2 separate regions of the Homo sapiens genome follow, and region 2 is linked to region 1. Evidence: read pairs that join two places in POLR2A ChIA-PET (ENCODE). Cell type or tissue: OCI-LY7. All regions are shown on one strand. Links, peaks and the distances in the headings refer to the core of each region. The heading gives the core; the rest is flanking DNA. Region 1 overlaps CHST8 (carbohydrate sulfotransferase 8). Region 2 has its middle 22 kb from the start of LSM14A.

Evidence for each region. ChIA-PET counts read pairs that join two places held together with the same protein. Peaks named below come from ENCODE experiments on the same cell type or tissue, not always from the same donor. Only the 100,000 strongest peaks of a DNase experiment are listed, where the experiment ranks them.
Region 2: POLR2A ChIA-PET joins it to region 1 with 9 read pairs; 4 of 35 experiments call an interaction of 5 or more read pairs at or near these places.

Annotation. Positions count from the first base shown.
Region 1 is chr19:33,762,916-33,771,244 of GRCh38, forward strand. All of the region lies in intron 3 of CHST8 (carbohydrate sulfotransferase 8), which reads left to right. Among named protein-coding and RNA genes, the nearest start is that of KCTD15, 30 kb to the right of the region's middle. RefSeq lists an enhancer at 432-1,036. In OCI-LY7, for the core only: no CTCF peak of the experiment used is centred there; a DNase peak (open chromatin) is centred at 5,126.
Region 2 is chr19:34,146,140-34,154,468 of GRCh38, forward strand. No RefSeq gene overlaps it. Among named protein-coding and RNA genes, the nearest start is that of LSM14A, 22 kb to the right of the region's middle. In OCI-LY7, for the core only: no CTCF peak of the experiment used is centred there; no DNase peak of the experiment used is centred there.

The DNA of each region.
Region 1 (8,329 bases), core at 304-8,303:
CAGTGGCACGATCTCAGCTCACTGCAATCTCTAACCTCCACTTCCCAGGTTCAAGTGATTCTCCTGCCTCAGCCTCCAGAGTAGCTGAGATTACAGGCGCCCACCATCATGCCTGGCTAATTTTTGTATTTTTAGTAGAGACAGGGTTTCACCACGTTGGCCAAGTTCTTGACCTCAGATGATCTGCCCGCCTCAGTCTCCCAAAGTGCTAGAATTACAAGTGTAAGCCACCACGCCTGGCCTGTCTTCTAATTTTTGATGTGCTAAGCCTGCATTAAAAACTACAACTCCACATGGACCCTCCAGGGTGGTCCTCCGCGTGGTCCACAGAGGGAGGGAGTAAGCCTTTGCTCTGGTCTGAGCCAAAGGTCACTGTGACTGAGTTTGATCATCTCAGAGCCTAGGGGAAGAAGCCCCCCACCCAGAGGCCAAAGCTGGAGGAGAGAGGCCAATACATGACCAGTCTGATGCAGCTCTCCAGTGTGTCTGGCCTGACTGCTGCCTCCCCTCGAAGTCCACACTCTGACCACAGAGCTGTCATCAGGGCCCAGGAACAGCCGGCTCCTGTGCTGGGGCAGCCCTGCCACCTGGAACCCCACGTACCTGTCCCGTGTCCTAGGGCAGCAGGTGGCCGTGACTGTGACAGAGGCTGGTCTCCAGGCTGTGCCCTGGGGACCCAGCAGAGAATGTAAGAAGTTGGATTTTCCCATGAACACAGATGAGAATTGAAGCCCTTGGGTGAGGCTTTTTTCCGGGCGTTCTGTGCCCAGGAGTCCAGGCTGCCCGCTCATTGCTGCATGTGTTGAAACTTCAGTTTTGCATCTAATTTGCATATGAACAGCCTGCCTCAGATGGAGGATGCAGTTCACAGTGAGGCAGTCAGAGGCCCATGGGGACAATGTGTCCCTCAGCCCTGGGGCAGTGGAGACCTCACAAGGGCAGAGCCTGAGCCGGTGGGAGAGGAGCCAGAGAAGGTGTGGCCCGGTCCCAAAGCAGGCCCCGGCCTGGCATACTGTGGATGGTGAAAGGAGCTGGCAGAGCCAGTCTTCATGGCCACCCAGCCAGGGCTGGGGGTGGACAGACTCCTCCAGTGGGATTGCCCCTGTCTGCATCTAGCCAGGGGGCTGGCACCTGCTGCCCAGATGCGTGGGCCCTTCCCAGCTGGGAGGCTCCAGCCAGAACCCTGGGCCCAGCTTCTGGGAAGCCCCATACCCTTCCTCATGTCCAAGGCCAGCTCTCAGTCCAGAAAGCACCAGCCTTTCCACAGGCATTGATGGGCATTGTGCCAGAATGACACAGATGGACATGACACAGGCCCTGCCCCAAACACACCGAGAACCAACAACCCTTCACTACTGATCAGCAGGCGATCTAAACCAGCAGACGAGCTGTTTCTTCACCTCCTTCAGGCTATCCTGCCCTGTCTTCAGAACATCCAGCTGGGCGTGGTGGCTCATGGCTGTAATCCCAGCACTTTGCGAGGCCAAAGCGGGAGGATCATTTGAGCCCAGGAGTTCAAGACTGCAGTGAGCCAGGATTATGCCACTGCACTCCAGCCTGGGTGACTGAGCAAGACTTTGTCTCTTCAAACAACAAACAAAAAAACACTCTTAAAGCCCCATGAGATCACATGAGACCCTGTCTGTACTGGGTCAAATTGGGTGCCCGCCCCACCCTCAAAAAATGCTCAATCCCAGCTCCCTGTGCTTGTAAACTGTGACCTTGTAGGGTCTTTGCCGATGTAATCAAGTTAGGCCACTAGAGTGGGCCCTTTTTAAAAACATTTTATTTCCATAGGTTTCTGCGGAACAGGTGGTGTTTGATTACCTAAGTTCTTTAGTTAGCGGTGAATGGTGAGATTTTGATGTACCCATAACTGGAGCAGTGTACACTGCACACAATTTGTAGTTTTTTATCCTTCACCCCCTTCCCACCCTTTCCCCGAGTTCCCAAAATCCACTGTATCATTCTTATGCCTTCGCATCCTCATAGCTCAGCTCCCACTTATGAATGAGAACATACAATGTTTGGTTTTCCATTCCTGAGTTATTTCACTTAGAAAAATAGTCTCCAGTCTCACCCAGGTGGCTGCGAATGCCATTAATTCATTCCTTTTTATGGCTAAGTACTATTCCATCATATATATATATATATATATCAGAGTTTCTTTATCCACTCGTTGATTGATGGGCATTTGGGTTGGTTGAGTGGGCCCTATTTTAATATGACTGGTGTCCTTATAAGAAGAGGAGAAGAGACACACGTGTGCAACAGCTGTGTGAAGACGAAGCAGAGATTGATCTTCTGTTGTTGCAAGCCAAGGAACGCCTGGGCTGTCGAAAGCTGGAAGAGTCGAGGAAGCATCAGCCCGTACCCAAGAGGCAGTGGAGGGAGTGTGACCCTGCTGGCACCTTCATTTCAGACATCTAGCCTTCGGAACTGTGAGAGAACACATTTTTGTCATTTTAAGCCTCCCAGTTTGGGATACTTTGTTACAGCAGCTGCAGGAACAAACCAAAGCACCTCCCGTGATGGTTAATTATATACGTCACCTTGCCTAGGCCATGGTGCCACAGGGTTTAGACAAATGCCAGTCTTTGTGTGTGTGTGTGTGTGTGTGTGTGTGTGTGTGTGTGTGTCAGAGAGAGAGAGAGAGAGAGAGAGAGAGACGGAGTCTTACTCTGTTGCCAGGTTAGAGTGTAGTGGCGCGATCTCCGCTCACTGCAACCTCCACCTCCTGGGTTTAAGCGATTCTCCTGCCTCAGCCTTTCGAGTAGCTGGGATTACAGGCACACACCACCATGCCCAGCTAATTTTTGTGTTTTAGTAGAGACGAGGTTTCACCATGTTGGCCAGGATGGTCTTGATCTCTTGTGGTCTCGCGATCCACCTGCCGTAGCCTCCAAAGTGCTGGGATTACAGGTGTGAGCCACCACGCCCGGCCAGGAAGGCATTTTTTAGATGTGATTTGCTGTAAAATGTGTAGCCTTTGAGTAGAGGAAATGACCTTCCACAATGTGGGTGGGCTTCATCCAATTAGTTGTAGGCCTGAAGAGAAAAGAGTGAAGTTCCCCAAGTAGGAGGGAGTCTCGGACCTCCTTCCCATGCAAGCTGCGGCACCAGGTCTTCCCTGGGTCTCCGGCCTGCTGGCAGATTTTAGATTGCCAGCCCCCAGAATCACATGAGCCAGTTTCTTAAAATCAACCCGTCTCGCTCTCTCCTCTCTCTCTCTTCTTCTTCCTTTCCTCCTTCTCTCCTCTCCCTGTCTCGCTTCCCTCTCTCCTTCTCCCCTCCTCCACCTCTACCTCTCCCTTCCCTCTCTCTTTCTCTCCGTCTCTTTCCCGCCTCCATATATATCACCTGTGGGCTCTCTGTCTCTCTGATAACCCTAACTAGCATGCCACCCCCCCATTCAGAACCCTTCATACTTCCCATGGAGTGGAGCCTGGCATTTCCCTCAGGCCTCTCTCCCCCAACCCGCCCACCTTCTCTCCTGCCAGCACCCTGCACTCGGGGCAGGCCATCTGTAGCTCAGCACTGCACTGTGAGGTCAGGTGCGTGACCAGCTGTGGGGCTGCCCCAGGGCTCGGAGGCCTTTCTTGTGTGCACCTTAGGTGTGGGAGCTGCTTCTTCCTAATGGGGGCATGGAAGCAGCAGGGCAGAGGCCGGCAGCCTGGGCTGTCCGGGACAACAGTGTTCATCCCACCAGATGCCACTGTAAGGAGTCCAGGTGGAGCCGAAGCTCAGAATCCGGGTACTGCACGTGCTGAGGACCAAGATGCAGTCGGGACCTTGCCTTCAGGGAACTCCCCACCCCCAGTCGGGCCAGCCTGAGCCAAGAGAAGCAGCCAAAAGCCCTGGAGGCTCCCTGGCCTGTTGGGCAATGGAAGTGGACGTGGAGTGGACAGCGCCAATGGGTGTGGGGCAACCTGCCAGCAGACTCAGCCACCAGAAGCCCCGGGCACATGGAAACGCGGCCACACAAACGGCCCCATCAGGAAATCCCAAAAGACCAAGAAGCACGACTCAAACTCCACCACAGACAGGGACCTGGGACTGGCATGGCCGCTCCTGCCCTCCTTCCCCAGTTCTCTCCCATGCCTGTCCCTCTGCAGATTTGACTCTTTAAGGACAGTCGCAGTGATGGGAGTGGCGGGACACTAGCATCATCGCCCATCAGGGCTCGGGGCTGGGACATGAGCAGCCAATGCAGCCGTCATTCTCCCAAGAGTGAGCCACCTGGGGCTGGGGGAGGCCAAGGGCTCATTCGAGGCAGTTGGGTCCTGTCCTCACCTGTCAGTGCTGCCTGTCTACAGGGCCTGACCAAAAGGCTGCTCCCCAGTTACCACCCTCCATGGCTCCTGGGCAGTGGGGATTGGGGCTTTTGTGTGGCACCCTGCAGGTCTTCCTCCTGTGAGCCTAGAGAGGAGCGGGCAAGAGACCCTTCTCCTTGGACATGCTGGTATAGCCTCCTCCCCAACTCTGCCCCAAACCCAGGCCTGATGACTAAGAAACTGGCCTCACACACTCATCAGTCTCTGCCTCTCCTCAATCAGGAGGCTTTTCAGCTAAACGCTGAGAACTTCAGCCAATGAAGAGTTCACACTGTGGAACACATTTGGCAGTGCCCATAACTCACGCCTTGTTTATTCTCACCGATGCTCTTATCATAGCGCATGTGTTCCAGCCACTCCACGCATGTCATCTGTCCAGAAAGAGAAAGTGCTTGTTTATTTCTTACTGTGCGGGGGGATGGAGCTCCCTTACAGATTGTGAACCTTATATTGACAGGAGAAGAGAGGTAACTCAAGACACCGAAAGTGGGGTGTGCGTGGTTGGTCTTGGATTCTGTCGCAGGGGTGGAGGTGGGGAGGCAGGGAAGGTGCGTGGCAGCATTGGTGGCGTTGGATGGAAGAGGAGGTGGGTTGTGGCTGGAGTTGCTCTGCAAGGCCACTGATGTTATCTAGATTGTACGTTTTATTTGGGGGCTTGAGAGGGGCTGGAGGTGGTTATACTGAGGCCAAAACTCCTTCCCACCCATAAGTGCCCCCCACGGCACTGGTACCACTGACCCCTGGTGGCAAACCTTCCTCATCCTCGTGAGCCCTTAGCTGTACTTCCCTGAGCGCTGATGGAGCTGTCCAGGGTCCTGACGTGCAGCCCACTTGGGGATGTGCAGACCCCTGCCCCAGGATACCTAAGGTTTCTCCTGGTTTTCACTTGCCCAGAGCCAGCAGTGGTTTTTGCTTCAGCCTTTATCTGACTGGTGCATGGAAGAGCAGTTTTCTTCCTAGTGGGGACACTAGGTTCACGGCAAAGGGGAGGTCCCTTTAGATTTCCTTCATTACGTTTCTTCTTTATTCGAAAGTGAACTTGTAGCCAGGTATGGTGGCTCGCACCTATAATTCCAGCCCTTTGGGAGGCCGAGGCAGGAGGATTTCTTGAGGCCAGGTGTTTGAGACCAGCCTGGACAACATAGCAAGACCCCATCTCTAACTATTTCTAAAATAAATGTAAATTTTTTTTCTTTTTCTTTATTTTATTTTATTTTTTTGAGACAAAGTCTCACTCTGTTGCTCAGGCTGTAGTGCAGTGGTGTGATCTCAGCTCACTGCAATCTCTGCCTCCTGGGTTCAAGTAATTTTCATGTCTCAGCCTACTGAGTAGCTGGGATAACAGGCATGCACCACCACACCCAGCTAATTTTTTTGTATTTTTAGTAGAGATCGGGTTTCACTATATTGGCCAGGCTAGTCTCGAACTCCCGGACTCAAGTGATCAGCCCATCTCAGCCTCCCAAGTGCTGGGATGACAGGCATGAGCCACCGTGCCCGGCAGTAAATTTTTAAAAATGTTAAAGTGAGCTTGTGGGGATAGGTCTAATCTTTGCCTGATAAGCTGCCGTAAGTCTAAGGGTTGGGAATAGCTTATGGCAAACTCAGGCTCTACTTAAGATGTTACTGATCTCTCTTACTCTCCACAAGGCAATTTTTCCTTTCAAAGGAGGAAGTTGCAGGCAGGTTGGCTTTATGGACACATGTAAACAGGAAATCAGGAGACTCGCCCAGCCCCAGGCTTTGTCTAGAAGGAACTTTTCCTCTAGTTAATGCCAAGGGCTCTAGCTCAGCGAGCATTAGAGTGGGACAGCCCCAGAAGCTTAGGCTCAGAGTCCAGAGGTCCAGGAGACAGTGTCCCCCTGTCCAGTCCTCACAGGTAAAATGGAACAGGACCACAGCCCACTGCCCTCCGAGGCTGTGGGGACAGTGCCAGTGGGAGGTCATGGCCTCAGGGGCTGCAACCTCAACAAGCACATGGCCTTCCATCTTCCCCCCGACTGGCAGGATCCCTTTTGGAAGTGGCTTCTCAGCCCCACTCTTGGCCAAATCTGGCATGACTCATTTGCTTTAGAAAAGGAATATATAAGCACCGTCACACCTTGATGAGATGACAGGAGTGACAAGCAGAGTGATTTCCCATATCTGAGACTCTGAGGAGGAGAGGTGGTTTAGCAGAGCCAGCTGCCATAACCAGAAGAAAATAATTAAGGAAATCTGGCAGAGTAGAGGAAAACCAAGTGGTGCAGCGGGTCCCTTCTAGTGAAGGGAGCTGTCATCATCGGCTGCGGGAGAGAAAGGAGCTCTGGAGGCTCGTGCTGGGACAGCTGCAGTAATGATGGGATGGGGAAGAGGAGGGGGTGGCTGTCAAGGAGGGAAATAGACTCTGGGCATGGCAGGGGGTGGCAATGAGCAGCTTGATTCTAAAGACTCCTCTCTCAGGCCAGGCACCTGCTACTTACACCCCACACCCTGAAGGGTGCAGCCAGGTCTACTTGGAGCTTCCCCTCAGTCTCCAGGGAAGAGTCTAGAAGGCCTGTTTCAAAGATCCCCCACATGCACGCATGTGCACATAAGCTTGGGAGTGCCCAGGAAGATGGGGACACTCTGCCCTTTGCCCAGGGGAGAGCATACCCTTGTTCCCAGCCCAAAGGGACAAGCGGAAGAAAGATGAAATGTGTCCCAGTTCTGCCTGCATTTCTGCCTCTCTTGGGACTTGAGGAAGGTTCGGGCAAGCTCAGGGAATTCAGGCTGTCCATTCCAGGGCTGACCTTGCATCTCCTTCCTGGCCTGCTAATGACTGAAGGAGACGTGCGGGCACGGCCTCAGCCTTACATTGTCTGGGGCATGGCAGTGGCTGAGTCTGTAAAACTGGACCTCATGGAGAAATCCACAGAATCTCTGGCTCAGGGAAGACCTGGAGATCCCTTCACCAGCTGGGCTCCTGCCACTGGACCTCTGCCCAGGACGTGGAGACAGCCAGGAAAGTGGTGGGACACTGGAACCCCCCTCCCGCAGGCAGCAGCCAGGATTTGCTCAGGTGTGGTCGGGCATGGTGCCCCGGCGCGCCAGCCAGAAGATCCAGCTCTCTCCTTAAGGGATAGCTGGCTCTGATGGTGACCATGGCTTTTGGCAGAGCCTCAGGACGAAAATGTCCACCCACATGGTACTGGAGCAGAAAGAGCCCCTGATTCCTCGGTGGCCAGGTAGGGACTGGGGAAGGAGGCTCCAGCTTCTAAATAGATTCCCCCCAAAGGGAATCTCCTTGTCCTCCTGCGACTTTCCCCCAAAGCAGACCAAATGAGGTATGACACAGAATATTCTGCTCTGGCCAAAGGTTCACCTCACCAGAGCTTGCTTCTTAGGTGAGCCCAGCCCAGGCATGGGCCTCCTTGGTAGGCAGAGGGGGCGTTCCAGAGCATGGCCATTGATGCACTGGTCTCTCTGTGTCTTCCTGAGGTCATCAGTAAGTTAACGCTGGACAATTACCCTCTACCTGGGCGCTGCTTAGGGCTTTGGGGGAGACCAGGGCGAGCAAGATATGCTTAGCTCACCCCAGAACTCCAGAGCCAGCTGAGAAGGCCAAGATCACAAAGCAAATGCCCAGGTTAGGGAACTTCCTGTAGCAAGAGGAGAAGAAGCACGTTCCATTCCTAGGCCTGGTGTGTGCAAAGGTGTGGGTGTGAATCATATTCCAAGCATAGAGAATCCACAGTGGCCAGAACTGGGGCATGGCTGATGGGGTGTGGAGAGAGAGTGGATCGAGCTTTCTGAAGGGTCCTTTCCCTGTGACTTAATGACATGGTGGGGTGCAGGAGGAGGTGGCCTGTGAGAGTCCTGGCTGCTCCACAGGGCAGGTATGGGCACACCTGGGCAGGGTGCCTTTCCAGACCTTGTAGATCACATCAGGAGGCAGGCGTGATGCAGAGAAGAGAGCCTCAGCTGCGAGCCAGTGGGACCACATGTTTGCTGCGTCCCCATTTTCTGCATGGGTA
Region 2 (8,329 bases), core at 126-8,125, 380 kb after region 1:
AAAAACTATCATGTGATATCATTTGATGTAAAATATCTAGGCCGGAAAAAATGTATATATATCTAGGCCGGGCACAGTGGCTCATGCCTGTAATCCCAGCACTTTGGGAGGCTGAGACGGGTGGATCACTTGAGGCCAGGAGTCTGAGACCAGCCTGGCCAATATAGAGAAACCCTGTCTCTACTTTAAAAAAAAAAAAAAATAGCGGGGTGTGGTGGCACACGCTTGTAATCCCAGCTACTCGGGAGACTGAGACATGAGAATCACTTGAACCCAGGAGGGGGAGGTTGCAGTGAGCTGAGATCGCGCCTCTGCACTCCAGCCTGGGTGACAGAGTGAGACTCCATCAGAAAGGAAGAGAAGAAGAGAGAAGGAGAGAAAAGAAGAGAGAAGGAGAGAGGAAAGAAAGAAAAAGAAAGGGAAAGAAAGAAAAGAAAAGAAAAGAAAAGAAAAAATGCTTAGAATTCACGGAATAAAAGGAGTATTGCATGCATTATAAAAACTAATGGCAAAAACTATTTCAGTTGCCCAGCATATGGGGGGACATCCCATTGGGGAATAGAAATAGAAATACAAATCCTGATGATCACCAAATGTACTAACTTGTTTTTTTGTTTGTTTGTTTTTTGTTTTTCTGAGACAGTCTCACTATGTCACCCAGGCTGAAGTGCAGTGGTGTGATCATAGCTCATTGCAGCCTCAAACTCCTGGGCTCAAGCAGTTCTCCTGCCTCAGCCTCCCCAGTACCTGGGACTACAGGCGCATGCCACCATACCTGGCTAATTTTTTTGTAGAGACAGGGTCTCATCATGTTGCCCAGGCTGGTTTTGAACTCTTGGGCTCAGGCAATCCTCCTGCCTCAGCCTCCCAAAGTGCTGGAATTACAGGCATGAACCACCGCACCCAGCCTGAACTTGTCCTTTTTTGTTAAAGGTGTTAACCAAAGTCTTGGAGGTACACCACTGGCAAAAGTTTAACAAAATGCTTCTGCATGAGAATCTAACCTTAGGGTTAGTTCCCTGAAAGCATGTGTCAACTACGTTGCTAGGCAACATTGCTTAGAGTAAAAATGATCATTGGTACCTTGTACCTGGAATCACCAGGTAGTCGTATGTGGTATTTATACCAGTTTTTGCTTTCTGAGTGTGGAATTTTTGTAACTGGGCATGTCCCTTGCAGAGACCCTGGAAGCTATGTTTATGGAATTGTTATGGGATGGTCTCCTGTGAGGCATCGGGCTTTTAAATCAGGAACGCTGGAAGCAGTGGCTCATGCCTATAATCCCAGCACTTTGGGAGGTTGAGGTAGGAGGCTTGTTTGAGCCCAGGAGTTCGAGACTAACATGGGGAACATAGTGAGACTCCATCTGTACAAAAAAAAAAAATTTAATTAGCCAGGTATGGAGGCATGCACTTGTGGTCCCAGCTACTGGGGAGGCTGAGGCAGGAGGAGCGCTTGAGCCCAGGAGTTAGAAGCTGTGATGAGCCACGATTGTGTCACTGCACTCCAGCCTGGGTGACAGAGTGAGACCCTGTCTCAAAAAAATTGATGAAGCCATCATTTAGGGCAGCTCTCCTAAAGGCCCAGTGTAGATCTCGCCTGTCTCCTTGTATCTACTGAGTGAACTGCATCAAGGACACTAGATTAGAGGAATGACTACCTGAAGGAAGCCGCTTTGATAACAGCTAGGGCCCCTGCGCTTCATCCTTCTAAATACTCTGAATGTGACTCCTGGTCATCTCGTGAGTTTGAATAAGCCCAAGAAGACCACTAGTGGGGATTGCATAAGTTACATCAGCCAAAATGATTCTTCTTTTCTTTTCTTTTGAGACAGAGTCTCACTCTGTCTCACAGGCTGGAGTGCAGTGGCCCAATCTCTGCTCACTGCAACCTCCACCTCCCGGGTTGAAGTGATTCTCATGCCTCAGCCTCCCAAGTAGCTGGCATTATAGGTGCCTGTCACCACACTCAGCTATTTTTTGTATTTTTAGTAGAGATGGGGTTTAGCAATGTTGGCCAGGCTGGTCTCGAACTCCTGACCTCAAGTGATCTGCTGGCCTCAGCCTCCCAAAGTACTGGGATTACAGGCATGAGCCACTGCGCTGGGCCCTCTTTTGTCTTCTTTAATTTGGAATGCTTCTTTAACTTTTTTTATTTTTCCTTTCATGACATGGACATTTTGAAGAGTACAAGCCTATTGTTTTAGTAGAATGTCCTTCAATTTCGCTTTGTCTGATGTTTCCTCATAGTCAGATTCTGGGTTGGGGCTTCCCCTACTTTAGGGAAGTCCACTCTGATACCCTCCCCAAGCCTTGCTCTCAAGTTCACAGCCAAGGGGTCAAACCCATTGGAGTCTGCCCACTGCCACCTTCTGGAGCACAGGTTGGCAAATTTTTTCTCTGAAGGACCAGAGAGTAAATATTTTAGGATTTGCAGGCCAAGTGGTCTGTGTCACAATTTGACTTTGCCATCGTAGCCTGAAAGCAGCTACAGATAACACATAAATGAATTAGCATGACTATATTCCAATAAAATTTTATTTACAAAAAACAAGTGAAGGGCCAGATTTGGCCCCTGACTCTAACCCATGTCCCAGCCCCCAAAACCTCCAGAGTTCCATGCCCAAACAGCCTCCAGTCTGTTTCCAGGGTAGGCCTCTCTTTCCTGCATGCTGTATCCTGAGGGGCATCATATTGCCATGTGGGTGTATGTTTTCCCTAGACTAAGAGGTGGCTGGGTTTTGTTTTGCTTTGTTTGAGATTGAGTCTGGCGCTGTCGCTCAGGCTGGAGTGCAGTGGCACGATTTCAGCTCACTGCAACCGCCGCCTCCCAGGTTCAAGTGATTCTCATGGCCTTGTCAGCCACTGCACCCGGCCAAGGTGGCTGTTTTGAGGGCAGATGTGGATACACAAGCTGAAGTGTCTGCAAGAGTGCAGGTGAAGATTCAAGGAATCCTCCCACCGCAGCCTCCCAAGTAGCTAAGACCAAAGGCATGCGTCACCATGCCTAGCTAATTTTTTAAAAAATTTTTAGAGGCCGGGTGCAATGCCTCACGCCTGTAATCTCAGCTCTTTGGGAGGCCAAGGCAGGCAGATCGCTTGAAGTCAGGCGTTCAAGACCAGCCTGGCCAAAATGGTGAAACCCCATCTCTAATAAAAATACAAAAAAAAAAAAAATAGCCTAGCATGGTGGTGGACACCTGTAGTCCTAGATACTCAGCAGACTGAAGCAGGAAAATCACTTGAACCCAGGAGGCAGAGGTTGTAGGGAGCCAAGATCACGCCACTGCGCTCCAGCCTAGGCAACAGCGTGAAACTCCATCTCAAAATAAATAAATAAATAAAATAAAAAATAAAAATAAAAATAAATTGTTTTGGCCAGGCACAGTGGCTCACACCTATAATCTCATCACTTTGGGAGACTGAGGCAGGCAGATTGCTTGAGCCCAGGAGTTCAAGACCAGCCTGGGCAACATGGTAAAATTTTGTCCCTAAAAAAAAATTTGCTTTTCCTAGCTGGCACAGGCCAGGTGTGGTGGCTCACGGCTGTTATCTCAGCACTTTGGGAGGCCGAGATGGGCAGATCACTTGAGGTCAGGAGTTCAAGACCAGCCTGGCCAACATAGTGAAACACTGCCTCTACTAAAAATACAAAAATTAGCCAGGCATGGTGGCACACACCTGTAATCCCAGCTACTTGGGAGTCTGAGGCAGTAGAATTGCTTGAGCCCAGAAGGCAGAGGTTGCAGTGAGAAAAGATTGTGCCACTGGACTACAGCCTGGGTGACAGAGCGAGACTCCATCTTGAAAAAATAAAAAAAAATTAGCCAACGTGGTGATGCATGCTTTTAGTCCCAGCTATTCGGGAGGCTGAGGTAAGAGGATTGCTTGAGCCTAGGAGTTCAAGGCTGCAGTGAGCCGTGATTGCATCACTGCACTCCACTCTGGGTGACAGAGCAAGACCCTGTCTTGACAAAAAAAATGTTTTTTAAGTTTTTGTAGAGACAGAGTCTGGCCATACTGCCCAGGCTGGTCTGGAACTCTTGGGCTTAAGTGGTCCTCCCACCTCAGCCTCCCAAAGTGCTGGGATTATACGTGTAAGCCACCAGCCCAGCTACAATTCTAATTTTTCTTTTCTTTTCTTTTTTTTTTTTTTTGAGATGAAGTCTCACTCTGTCACCCAGGCTAGAGTGCAATGGTGTGATCCTGGCTCACTGTAACCTCCGCCTCCCGGGTTCAAGCGACTCTCCCACCTCAGTTTCCCAAGTAGCTGGGACTATAGGTGTGCACCACCAGGCCCGGCTAATTTTTGTATTTTTAGTAGAAACAGGGTTTCACCACGTTGGCCAGGCTGGTCACAAACTCCTAACCTAAGGTGATCCACCCACCTTGCCCTCCCAAAGTACTGGGATTACAGGCATGAACCACCGCACCTGGCCTAGAATTCTAACTTTTAGACATTTAGACACATGGTATGTCATCTCCATTTGCACTTTGCCCCTGCCCATAATGCAAGGGGCAGCCTGTGTGAAAGCACAAACGCTTCTCAGAACAGCCTTAGCCAGGCTGGCCTGGTCCCCACAGATGTTCACCAGGGAAGGGAGTCTGCAGGCTGGCTTCTATCTCCACATCTCCCCTGGGAGAGTCCGGAGCAATTCCTGGGCCATGCCTCCCAGCCTCCCCTTGCCTGCAGCCACTCAGCTCAGCACCAGACCCCAGCCTTGGTGCTCAGCTTCTCAACAACAGAGCAGAGAAGACCCCAAACTGGCCAGTTCCTCCGTCTTCCCACCCTCTACTTCTGGAATCTCTTTTCTCTTTCCTTCTTCCTTTTTTTAATATACATTTAAGGGGTATAAGTGCAGATTCCTTAAATACATATATTTCGTCATAGTGAAGTCTGGGCGTGTAGCGTACCCATCACCCGAATAATGAACAATGTACCCAACAGGTAATTCTTCAACCCTCATCCCCCTCCCACTCTCCCACGTTCTGGAGTCTCCAATGTCTATTATTCCACTCTGTATGTCCATATGCACCCATTGTTTAGCTCCCACTTATAAGAATACACAGTATTTCACTTTCTGCTTCTAAGTTATTTCTGTTAGAACAATGGCCTCCAGGCCAGGCATGGTGGCTCATGCCTGAAATCCTGCACTTTGGGAGGCCGAGGCGGGTGGATCACCTGAGGTCAGGAATTCAAGACCAGCCTGGCCAACATGGTGAAACCCTATCTCTACTAAAAATAAAAAAATTAGCCAGACATGGTGGCCCACACCTGTAATCCCAGCTACTTGGGAGACTGAGGCAGGAGAACCATGTGAATCTGGGAGACGGAGGTTGCAATGAGCCAAGATCGTGCCACTGCACTCCAGCCTGGGTGACAGAGCAAGACTCCATCTCAAAAAAAAAAAAAACCAAAAAAAACAAAAAAAATAACAATGGCCTCCAGCTCCATCCCATGTGGCTGCAAAATACATGATTTCATCCTTTTCTAGGGCTGAGTAGTATTCCATGGTGTACATATACCACGTTTTCTTTATCCAGTCCTCCGCTGATGGACACTTAGATTGATCCATGACTTTGCTATTGTGAACAGTGCTGTAAGGAACATACGAGTGCAGGTGTCTTTTTGATATGATTTATTTCCCTTTGGGTATTTACCCACAGTTGGTTTGCTGGATGGAATGGTAGTTCTATTGTTAGTTCTTTGAGAAATCTCTATACTGTTTTCCATAAAGGTTGTACTAATTTACATTCCCACTAACAGAGTACAAACATTCCCTTTTCTCTGCATCTTTGCCAACATCTGTTGTTTTTTGTGGAATGTCTTTTCTTTATAGTCGATCTAATTTCCTTTAACCTCTTGATATATGAACAACAAATTCATCCCTTGCGGCAGCATTAAGACCTTTGGAGGTTTCCTGCTCTCCTCTCATTCACTGAACACACACACCACCACCACCACCCCACTACCATGACTACCCCATCTCTGCCATCTGATCAGCACAGGGCCTGAAGGCACATTCCCTGTACCCAGAGCACTATGAAGCAACACAATGTTGTAGGAGTTACCATCCTACCAACACTACTGCACGCTCACGTCCAAGATGCTTTGGAATTCCAGCTAACAAAGTAACACCAATATGGTACCCAGGTCGCATAAGCACTCAAGTGTATCCAGAAAGATGAGCAATTCTTTTTTTTTATATATACTTTAAGTTTTAGGGTACATGTGCACAACACACAGGTTAGTTACACATGTATACATGTGCCATGTTGGTGTGCTGCACCCATTGAGCAATTCTTTAAAATGTGATCCCATGAAATATTTCTAACTTTTCACAATCTCAAAAAGTAAGTGACAGCTATTGCTCTAAATATCACTTTCAATAATATAGTACTTGTAGCAAGGCATCCTATAATTTTAAGAGCTACATAATGTAAATTACGTAATTTACATAATTATTATAATATAGTAACTGTTCTTTTCATTATTTTGCTCAGTGTTTTTACTTTTATCCTAAAATTGCTTTCCATAAACTCCAAAAGTTGTTTCTTTTAATACTTTCAGTCTCTAGAGAAAAAGCAATTTTATGAAAGTGTTTTGCAATAATATATTGATTAATTACTCTATCATTTTATTTGCCAATAGTTAGGCCCATTCCTTAGCATAATTTACTTATTTGTCTCTTCATTGACTCAGGCCACCATCAGAACACATAATTATTCATGATAAGAAGTTGGGCAAAGCAGGAATTTTGCACACAAAGAGGTAGAGCCGAATCAGATATTGAGTACATTAATTTCTTTTGTAACTGGGTGCTGTAATAAGAGAGCTGAGGCTTGGACTTTAAAACTTGTGGTACAAATCTTGACCCAGCCGTCAACCACCTCAAGTCAAGACTATCACCTTCCCCAGCCCTTAGTGCCCCCACTATCGAGAGAGGAACTTGGTGATACTGGTTCCTGTACAACACAGGTAGTATGACGATCAAGTGATAAAATGCTTATAAGAGAGCATTAATACCAGTGACATCAATGTGCTAGTTGTTATCTCATGACATGCAAAGTCTTCTCATTGGATCATGATTCCCAATACTGTCATGGCATTGCTTTCCTTTGACAGATTGTGATGGTTGGTTTTTCATGACAACTTGGCTAGGCTAAGGGATGGGCAGATCACTGGTACAACATTATTTCTGGGTGTGTCTGTGCAGATGCTTCTGGAATAGATTAGCATTTGAAACAGGTGACTGAGTAAAGATTACTCTCACCCATGTGGGTGGGCATCATCCAATCTATTGAGACCCTGAATAGAACAAAAAGACAAGAGGCCAGGCATAGTGGTTCACATCTGTAATCCCAGCATTTTGGGAGGCCAAGGCAGGAGGATTGCTTGAGGCCAGGTGTTCAAGACCAGTCTGGGCAACAGAGTGAGATCTTGTCTCTACAAAAAATTTAAAAATTAGTGTGGCGTGGTGGTGAGATGGGATTTGTTCCCTTGACCTTCACCCCCTTCATGGGCGAGAACTGGAGTGGCTCATTTCGCTCAGCCTGCCGCTGGCCACTCCTTGCAAGAGGGAGCGTGTGAGCAAGCGAGTGTGGGAACCAGAGGGAACAAACGCTAGAACCAAGTTCTGGCGGGAGCAGGCTCTGTATGGGCCTCACAGCAGCATCCAAGCCCCTGCCCTTTTCGCACCCAGGTTCTTGTCCGGCATCCAGGAAGGATCAGGTTGCATGAACGGATTGAAGGGTAGCATATGTGGGGTATCTTACTGGGTGATGGAAGTGGCTCTCAGAGGGATGGGAATTGGAAAGGGGATGGTGCGGGAAGAAGGTGATCTTCCCCTGAAGCCACACCATCTGAAGTTAGCTGTGTCTTGCAGAGATCCAGCCACTGCACTCCAGCCTGGGCAACAGAGCGAGTCTCCGTCTCAAAAAAAATAAAATAAAATAAATAATTTCAACAGAATTATTAAAGATGTTAAATAGCCAGGTGCAGCGATTCATGCCAGTAATCCCAGCACTTTGGAAGGCTGAGACAGCAGGATTATTTGAGGTCAGGAGTTCAAGACCAACACAGAAAGACCCTGTCTCTAACAACAACAAAAAAAAATTTAGCCAGGCTCATGTTGGTGTGTACTTGTAGCCCCAGCTACTCTGAAGGCTGAGGCAGGAGGATCACTTGAGATCAGAATTTGAGGCCACAGTGAGTTATGACTGCACTACTGTACTCCAGCTCAGGTGATAGACAGCAAGACCCTGTCATTAAATTAAAAAAAAAAAAAAAAAGATGTAAAGTAGAGGGTGGACCCAAAGGACAAATACTG